Regions from separate parts of the Homo sapiens genome. Here regions 1 and 3 are each linked to region 2. Evidence: chromatin contacts called from ENCODE Hi-C or POLR2A ChIA-PET data. All regions are on one chromosome and are shown on one strand. The core of a region is the stretch at or near the end of the contact, and the rest is flanking DNA. Distances in the headings are between cores, read along the strand shown.

Evidence for each region. A loop is a pair of places that touch in the nucleus more often than their neighbours do. ChIA-PET counts read pairs that join two places held with the same protein, here RNA polymerase II (POLR2A). Pooled maps may share reads with other maps.
Region 1: a pooled map shows a loop between it and region 2 (2.2-fold over the local background). The contact joins two enhancer-like sites. A Hi-C loop is called at or near these places in 1 of 50 pooled maps. POLR2A ChIA-PET finds 5 or more read pairs at or near these places in 4 of 52 experiments (CD4-positive, alpha-beta T cell, OCI-LY7, T-cell and 1 more).
Region 3: a pooled map shows a loop between it and region 2 (6-fold over the local background). The contact joins two enhancer-like sites. A Hi-C loop is called at or near these places in 4 of 50 pooled maps. POLR2A ChIA-PET finds 5 or more read pairs at or near these places in 6 of 52 experiments (GM10248, PC-9, T-cell and 3 more).

Annotation. Positions count from the first base shown.
Region 1 is chr15:63,435,622-63,438,339 of GRCh38, reverse strand. LINC02568 (long intergenic non-protein coding RNA 2568) reads right to left here. Exons shown (of 7, transcript NR_120375.1): 7 at 804-1,377. Among named protein-coding and RNA genes, the nearest start is that of LINC02568, 47 kb to the right of the region's middle. Within about 2 kb of position 1,344, at least 25 of the 41 ENCODE cell types and tissues checked have a DNase peak (open chromatin) inside an H3K27ac peak, as active enhancers do; they include CD4-positive, alpha-beta T cell, where a contact is called at or near this core.
Region 2 is chr15:63,192,552-63,195,364 of GRCh38, reverse strand. All of the region lies in intron 1 of RAB8B (RAB8B, member RAS oncogene family), which reads right to left. Among named protein-coding and RNA genes, the nearest start is that of RAB8B, 4.4 kb to the right of the region's middle. RefSeq lists an enhancer at 1,157-1,657. Within about 2 kb of position 1,289, at least 17 of the 41 ENCODE cell types and tissues checked have a DNase peak (open chromatin) inside an H3K27ac peak, as active enhancers do; they include CD4-positive, alpha-beta T cell, where a contact is called at or near this core.
Region 3 is chr15:63,373,413-63,376,286 of GRCh38, reverse strand. It overlaps CA12 (carbonic anhydrase 12), which reads left to right. Exons shown (of 11, transcript NM_001218.5): 2 at 609-629. Among named protein-coding and RNA genes, the nearest start is that of CA12, 7.0 kb to the left of the region's middle. Within about 2 kb of position 1,519, at least 12 of the 41 ENCODE cell types and tissues checked have a DNase peak (open chromatin) inside an H3K27ac peak, as active enhancers do.

The sequences.
Region 1 (2,718 bases), core at 95-2,594, 240 kb before region 2:
CAATAATTCAAGCTTCATTGTTTTAATTTGTGTTTATTGAAAGAGTTTTAAATACCCTGCTCTTATTTTTAAATTGGATGGATAGAATATTTTGTGAATGGTGAAGCCATCAAGCAACAAAATTTATTTTTGACTAACACACCAGAGTTTTTACATCAGAATGTTTTGAAACTACTTGGAGAGAATTCTTTCTCAGATCCTCAATGAGAGCAAGATCTTCCTTTGGGGGAAGATTTTTAGAAACAGCCAAAAATGAGTAAAATCTCTGAGGCTTTAACAGCTATCCTTAGCATTCTCTAACAAGGTTTACACTTTTCTTTCCTAGTGCCTTGGGCAAGCTCCCTTGGGTTCCACCCTCCAATACCCTCCCAAGTATACCTGCTCGGTGACAGGATCTGGGGACAGGGCAGTTACTCTAGGTTCTTCTGTTCATAGGGCCTGCCCTGGCCCTCCTCTAGCCCTACCCTTCTCCATGGGTCAAGGATCTCATGGGCCCAAGTGGCTCTGTCCCACTAGACCCTCCTTGAGGCTCCAGAAACTCCCAAGTTTCCTGCCCAAGAGTCCCCAAATGCATTTTCAGGGCCCGTGTGGCCTCTCCTTCCATCTCTCCAGCCAAGGGCAGACTGCCCTGCTGCTGTGCTTACCCTTGGCCAAGGGGGGAAAGGGCAGCTGTTTGTGGGGGGCTGGGGTATCGAGGGGCATTCACCCAAGATCCCTCGTGGTGTGAGACAGAGCTGGGAGTGAAAGAAAATGGGGGAGGGGAGACCTCGAGGTTGGGGGCCCTCCCCTAATGCTGTATTTTGACTTGGAACTTTAAGGAGTGTGAAAATTCTAAATCTGAACCTGGCATTCCATCTCGTTATGAAAGTATTTGTCAAGCTAGGAGGATAGAACATATTTGATTTCATGTTATGTTAGCTTGATTTATAAGTTTAAATACTGAGGCATGTGGTCCGTGGCCTCTGTTTATACTCTTGCCCTGCATGGGTTAAGAGGCCTGAGCTGGGGCAGGCCGGTTGCTCTGGCCTGGTGTCTGCCTCCCAGCTTGGAAGACCCCATCTTCACCCCAGATCCCAGCTTTTAGCTCCCCCTTGGTGTCCTATTACTGGGCTCAGGGCCAGCCTCTTTCACCCCTCCAGCCAACCCTGGTTCTGAGAGCCCTGGGAAGGGAATTTCAACAATTGGGAACCAAACCTGGTGAATCAGGCTGGGACTCAAGCTTTTGTTTTGTTTGCTTGTGTTTGTTTCAAGATGTGGGAGGCCATGAAAGAGGAGGGCTGCTTTCTTCTGTGGCAGGCTGTCTCTTCCGGCAGCTCCACAAGAGATCTGGGGAGTTGGCAGCAGGCCAGTTGCAGGAAGTAGACGGTAGTTGGAGCTCTACTGAAACAGAGAGATCAGATGTGTCAGACAGGGAGACAGTGGAGCCCAGATTCAGGGCAAGACTGTGAGTGAAGCCTGCAAAGCCATACCAGAGCTAGATCCAGGAGGAATGACTGAGCGCTGGTCTGTAGGGGACAGCAGAACCCCCTAGAAGTGTGTTTCTCAACACTCCTCTCACGGAGAGCACTGTGAGGCATCAGGAGGAGGTCTTAGTCCAGGGTGGGAGTGTAAGACCCCCAGGGGCATGTTGATGACAGCAGAGTTTGTGCAATGCCTCCTGGGATGGTGGGCTGAGTGACTGCAGGACTTCCTTCTGTTTGGGGCCCTGTTCTCTTCTGGACTCACTGCAGGCTCTGAGATGGAGTGTCTGATGGCACCATGAGTGATGAGTAGACCAGGGTATATGTAACAAGGCACTAAAGCAGAGGGCATGCTTCAACTGGCAGAGGTCCTGTTCATGGTCCAGCCCTCCAGCAGCTGTCCTGACTGGCCTCTTCCTTGCCAGAACTCTCATGGCCAATGAGTCCGGACTTCATATTTCTCCACTTACTAAATCTACAGATGTGTACCCTGTCCCTCTACATGATAGGTCCCTCTACATTATCCCGGTAGCAGTGATAAGGCCTGACATTCTAGTGGGGTAGACAGACAAGAAATGTTACTGGCGGCGAATCTGTACAGGTCTGCAGCAACCTCAGTTCTTGCCCCCTCAGAAGGAAGAATTCGACTGAGAGACATAAGGCAGAAGGAGAGGCCGAGGCAAATTTTGGAGCAGGAGTGAAAGTTTATTAAAAAGCTTTAAAGCAGGAATGAAAGGAAGGAAAGTACACTTGGAAGAGGGCTAAGTGGGTGACTTGAAAGACAAGTGAGCTTTGAGCTTTTGACTTGGGGTTTTATACGTTGGCATACTTCCGGGATCTTGCGTCCCTTCTCCCCTCATTCTTTCCTTGGGGTTGCCTGTTGGCATGCACAGTGGCCTGCCAGCACTTGGGAGGTGAGCATGCGCAGTGTGTTTCCTAGAGTTGTACGCATGCTCACTTGAGATGTTCTCCCCTTTCCAGTCAAGTGTTCCTATAAGGTCATATACCAGTGAAACTCCACCATTTTGCCTTTGAGCTCACATGTGTGAGCCCACTCACCCAATTCCTGATCTTATCAGGAAGCTACTGATCACTTGTTTCAGGTTTTTTCCTATCTATAGGGAGACTGCCTTTCCCTGGAGCTGGCTGTGACGGATGATTCCTTAAGAGAAACTGTTAACAACCGCCCGACCATCACCTAATGTTCGCCTGACATTCCTGGTGGTGAGGCGGGGGTGGCTCTCTCCTCCTGTTTATG
Region 2 (2,813 bases), core at 40-2,539:
TTTCCCCATGCCCATCCTTTATATGTAGGAAGGCTTTTTTCATTCACTAGAACATTGATTGAAGAGATGAGTTTAATCCTTTATGATCAAGTATTAAATTCTACTTTTTCTGAACCAGAGTCGTTATCAATGCTATTGCTTAGATGGGAAATCTACTGGCAGCTTTGAAAGAACACAATGACATTAAAATAAGGCTTTATGTACAAAATGTTCAATATGAACTTGCATGTTCCTTGCATATTTTTGTTTGAGAAGTTGAAACCAAGGAAAACAACTATGAAAATGAAAATCAACTTGCTCTACGTATCTGGATTATGCTCAGCCAAATGTTGATGTCATCTTGGATAAAAATGTAAATATGACAAAGTTTGTTTTTCAGTCAATAAGTCTTGATAAAAGCTTTGAAATGCTACCAACCAAAAATAGTTTTTAATTTTAAGTAACGGTCAGCAAACTTTCTACAAAGAACCAGTTAGTAAATATTTTTAAGCTTTGTGGGATACATATGGTCTCTTTTGCATATTGCTTTATTTTTTAATAACCTTTAAAATATAAAAACCATTCTTAGCCTGTGAGCTACACAAAAACAGGCTGCAGGTCACACTTGGCCCATAGGCTATAGTGTGCTAACCCCTGATTTTAAGGAAAGTGAACCCAAGAAAAATATCCAGTGTTACAGAATAAAATGTCTAAAAGTACTCTGATGAGACTAAGCTACAACAATTACTAACATACCCCCATTAATATGATTTCATTAGTTACTTTACGTATGGAAGAAATTTTAATGATAGGATACACTTTGATCTCCTAATGTGAAACTATAGACACAGAAAGGGCAAAGGACAGCTATGCGCTGAGTTATTCCAGTATAAACTCCAACAGAACTCAGAGTCATTGTAGTAACATTTGCTATTCACCTGAACAGACTCGGCTAATCAAAACAGAAATGTCTTAACTTTCCTCACATAAAGGCGTATGTGCAAACTCTAATTCTTCCCTGGAAAAGGTGATGACTTGAATTAATGGGGATAATCATACTGATTAGGAATAGTAGCAACTCAGTTGTGAAAAGTGACATAGACTTGGATCTGGGGTTTCACTACAGGATCTGCTATAATCAGCTGTGTAATTTTGAGGGTGTCAATTAAACCTTCATTTTTTTTTTATTTATAAAATTGGGACAGGAATAAAGTAGATAATATCTAAGACTCTTTCTGCTGTTAAACTATGACTATACTAAATAGTGAAACCACTCAGGAAATACCTAACAGGAAGAAGGGGGCAGGGCAGCAGAGAGACGGCAAAGGGAAGAAGCTCTGATTGTCCTGTCAAGAGGACAGGGCTGGGTTATCTCTTTTTGTTAAACCAGCACCTTTTTCTGTCCAGAGCCATTTCAAGACGTCGGTATGCCCTCATATCAATATTAAAATGCATCCATTTCCCAGAGGAAATATAATCTATAGCTAACTGTATCATCATTCCTAGTTGTCTTTATGTTACATTTTACAGGCACTTAATTAAATGTTTTTGATGTTGTTGTTGTTGTTGTTTTTTGAGATGGAGTCTTGCTCTGTCGCCCAGGCTGGAATGCAGTGGCGCGATCTCAGCTCACTGCAAGCTCGGCCTCCCAGGTTCACGCCATTCTCCTGCCTCAGCCTCCCAAGTAGCTGGGACTACAGGTGCCCGCTGCCACCCCCGGCTAATTTTTTGTATTTTTTAGTAGAGACGGGGTTCACCGTATTAGCCGGGATGGTCTCAATCTCCTGACCTTGTGATCCGCCTGCCTTGGCCTCCCAAAGTGCTGAGATTACAGGCATGAGCCACTGCGCTTGGCCAATTAAATGTTAATTATGATTACATAAGGGTTTTTAGAGCCAATAAAAAAAATTCAATTTTCAAACATTTGGAGTGAAAGGCGAGTTGGTCCTAGGCACTTGACCAATAATTTCAAATGGATAAAACATCCTTTCCTCACAGTTAACTAAACTATTGACAGATATACTAGAAGATCTTCAAAAAGTCAGATACAAGAAAATCTACCTTCCAACACCCCTCAAAGAGCAAAAAGGAAATGAAGGGACCTGAGATATCAGAGAAGATAGCAAAACCTTATTTATTTACTTATCTATTTTTTAGAGACAGAATCTTGCTCTGTCTCCCAGGCTGGAGAGCAGTGGTGCAATCATAGCTTACTGTAATAACCTTGAACTCCTGGGCTCACGTTATCCTCCTGCCTCAGCCTCCCAAGTAGCTAGTACTAAAGGTGTGCACCACTCCACCTGGCTAATTTTTTAATTTACTTTTTGTAGAGATGGGGTCTTGCTATGTTGCCCAGACTGGTGTCAAACTCCTGGCCTCAAGTGATCTTCCTGCCTCAGCCTCCCAAGTAGCTAGGAATACAGGCATACACCGTTTGGTGAATTTTTGTATTTTTGTAGAGACAGAGTCTCGCTATGTTTCCCAGGCTGGTCTTGAACTCCTGGCTTCAAGTGATCCTCCCACCTCAGTCTCCCAAAGTGCTGGGGTTACAAGCTTGAGCCACCACACCCAGCCAATAGCAAGACCTTAGAGAAGTGAGAAGAAGAAAGTATCTCTGAGACAACTGTATCTGGAATCAAAATGACTGTCTCCTTCCCTTCGTGATGACAGAACCCCTATCAAAACAGTGTCGAAAGATGGCAGATTACCATTTTTAAAACTACTAAAACTTTGACAAAGCAAAATTAAGACTTAAAATGTATCTTCATGGGAAGAAACAGACACCCATACATATCTACCAAAACACATACACACAAACCCCAGGCGTTGAGAAA
Region 3 (2,874 bases), core at 270-2,769, 180 kb before region 2:
TATTGCCTATTCAGGTAATAAAGTTTAGCTTCTCTAAGATGTCTGGAAGGCACCTGCTCAAGAACCCCCTCCTGCTTCCATGAGCCTCTGCATGAACCAACTGCCTGTGCTGCTGACTGGAGCACAGTTGCCCTGAGAAGCTGCTGTTCTGATGCAGACTCAGAAAAAGTTTCAATTTGGCCGGGCATGGTGGCTCACGCCTATAATCCCAGCACTTTGGGAGACCAAGGCAGGCGGATCACCTGAGGTCGGGAGTTTGAGACCAGCCTGACCAACATGGAGAAACCCCATCTCTACTAAAAATACAAAATTAACCAGGCGTGACGGTGCGTGCCTGTAATCCCAGCTACTCAGGAGGCTGAGGCAGGAGAATTGCTTGAACCCAGGAGGCAGAGGTTGCAGTGAGCCGAGATCGCGCCACTGCACTCCAGCCTGGGCAACAAGAGCAATACTCCACCTTGAAAAAAAAAAAAAAGAAAAAGAAAAAGTTTCAATTTCTGGGCATCGACCTCCTTTTCAATTTCGCTCATATCAAAACAAAATCTGTAGTGTTTTCCATTACTCATCTGGTTCCATTGTACTTACTTACTGTGTTTTGTTCTTTGTAGGTTCCAAGTGGACTTATTTTGGTAAGTAGAGATTTTAAATACTTTTTTGTTGAAAAGAAAATAGAAATGGTTGTATTTAATGAGAAAAACAGAAACTTCATGCTCTGTGGAGGTGATTTTGAAGGGTCGGAAGCACAGTTCTTGTATTGTAGAAAGAGAGTACAAAGGCATCTCCTAAGAACACTTCAACTTGGGTTGCATACTGCACTTTCTCCAAGCAGGCGAGCCTGCTCCAGGCACAGGACTGTGAGTCATAGTGTCCAGGCTTCAGATTCCTGCAAGGATTTCTACCAAACCTCCAAGATTTGGAGGTAACTTGCCCCACCTCCGGACTGCAAGGGTCCTGGGCAGGAGAGAGCCTTTCTCCCTTGCAGGACACATATCCTATTATAAACAAAGAAGAAAGGGCTCCTCTCTGAAAGTTTGGCTGAGGTCCCAGAACTTAAGCTGTCAGTATGTCTAGAATTAACTTCTTGTTGCCGTGATTGTAAGCTAGCGATGGATGAAGAGGTGTTGGTCAGTGCTTAGTGAAAGAGGGATGCTTGTCTTAAATGAAGCGAGAGGAGCACCAGTGTGCTTGTTGCCTGGGCTTTCTGTGGGACGGTCTCCAAGAGCATGTTAGCCCCATCTGGCAGGCCTGCCAGAGAAGCAGCTGGAAATCAGCTTAGCTGGAGAGTTGCAGTGAATTAGAAATTGGTCATTGGCTGGAATGGATGTGGCAGGCCAGACACCTGAGTCCCCTGGCCAGTGCGGGAATGTTGATAATGTCTTGTTGGGGCACAGCCACAGAAGATGCACAAGATCGATTGTTTTGGTAGCAGAAGGGTGGAACTGACTCACTGGCACAGGAGGCATTTTAAGCAAGCAGGGTTGTGGCCAAAGTTAAAGCCACAGGATGCAATGGCTGTGGGCGGGGACAGGCGGGAAGTTGATTACTACAGTGGAAGCACCGTCCAGAGAAAGATCTGACACCAATTTGCATAGGTCAGCCTTTGGAGGTTCACCAGCCCAAGATGCATAGAAAAGTCACTGAACTGACCAACCAGCTACCCACAGGCCAAGGTCCCCTCAGCCCCAGCACTGCACGGCTCCGTTATTGCTAACATCCCTTATGTACTGATTATGTGCACAGCACATTGCTAAGTGGGTGGGTAATAGAAGGGTAGGCTGTGGTCCATAGTTGGGAATTACTTAAAGCTCACAATTCAAAGCAGAACATAATAGGTAATAATAACATCATAAACAAATGCTTCAGAGATCTGAGTGCTCAAAGGAGGGCGAGTGTGCTAGGGCTAGATGGTCAGGGAAGGCCTCCTGGAGGAGGAGGGCTTTCACCTGGGCCTTGGAAGATAAGGAGGATTCGGTGAGTGGGGAGTGGGTGCTGTTGGCTAAGGTGATGTTGAGCAGAAGCAAGAAAGAGCAAGGTGGTGTTCGAGGAAAGCATGTGGAGAAGGGTTGATAGCGGAGTCACGGGCTCTAAGGTCAGAGAGATAGGCTGGGTCAAACAGGGGAGGTGTGGAGGGTCAGGGCAGGCCTTTCCCACTTTGTCCTGCTCCTGGAGGGGCAGGGCAGGGAGTAAGTCTGTGTTTTAGGAAGAGTTACTTGGTGGTAGGAGGTGGAGGGGGAAGGATGGAGGGAGGCAGGAAGGTGTTTGGCCTGTGGAGAAACCCCGTTCCGTGTCTTCACATCCAGTTTACAGTGGTGGCAGTGAGGGGGAAGGCCAGGCCAGGATAAGAGAACTGACAAAGTAAGAATCGCAGAATCTGGGCCACAGGGCCCCTTGGGCAGGTTCCGTGTGTAGGAGGTGACAGGCATGGAAAGAAGGTGGCACTTGGGTTCTGGGCTTTATTCCATATGATCCCCAGTAAGCCATTTCAGCCCCAGGACTTCACTTTCCCCATCTGTAACCTGGAGGAGGGGTTGTCTAGACCAGTGTTTCTCAAACTACGGCTTGGGATCACCCACATCAGGATCACCTGGAATACTTCCCCAAAATGCAGATTTCTAGGCCTTGGGCTAGACCTGGGAAAGGGAGGGAGCCTGAAAAACCTGTATTCTTAACGCACTCCCCAAGTGATTCTTAGCTGCACTCTATCAGAGAATCACTGACCCATGGTTCCCAAGACCTGTCTATCCAGAGAGAGGAAGCTTGCCCCACCTCTTCTGCTGGCCTCTCAGGTATGATAGAAACACAGATCACATCTCTACGGGGTCCTCTATCCCTATCTCTCTGTTACAGCCCTCCTGGGCAGAATGAGATGGCGAC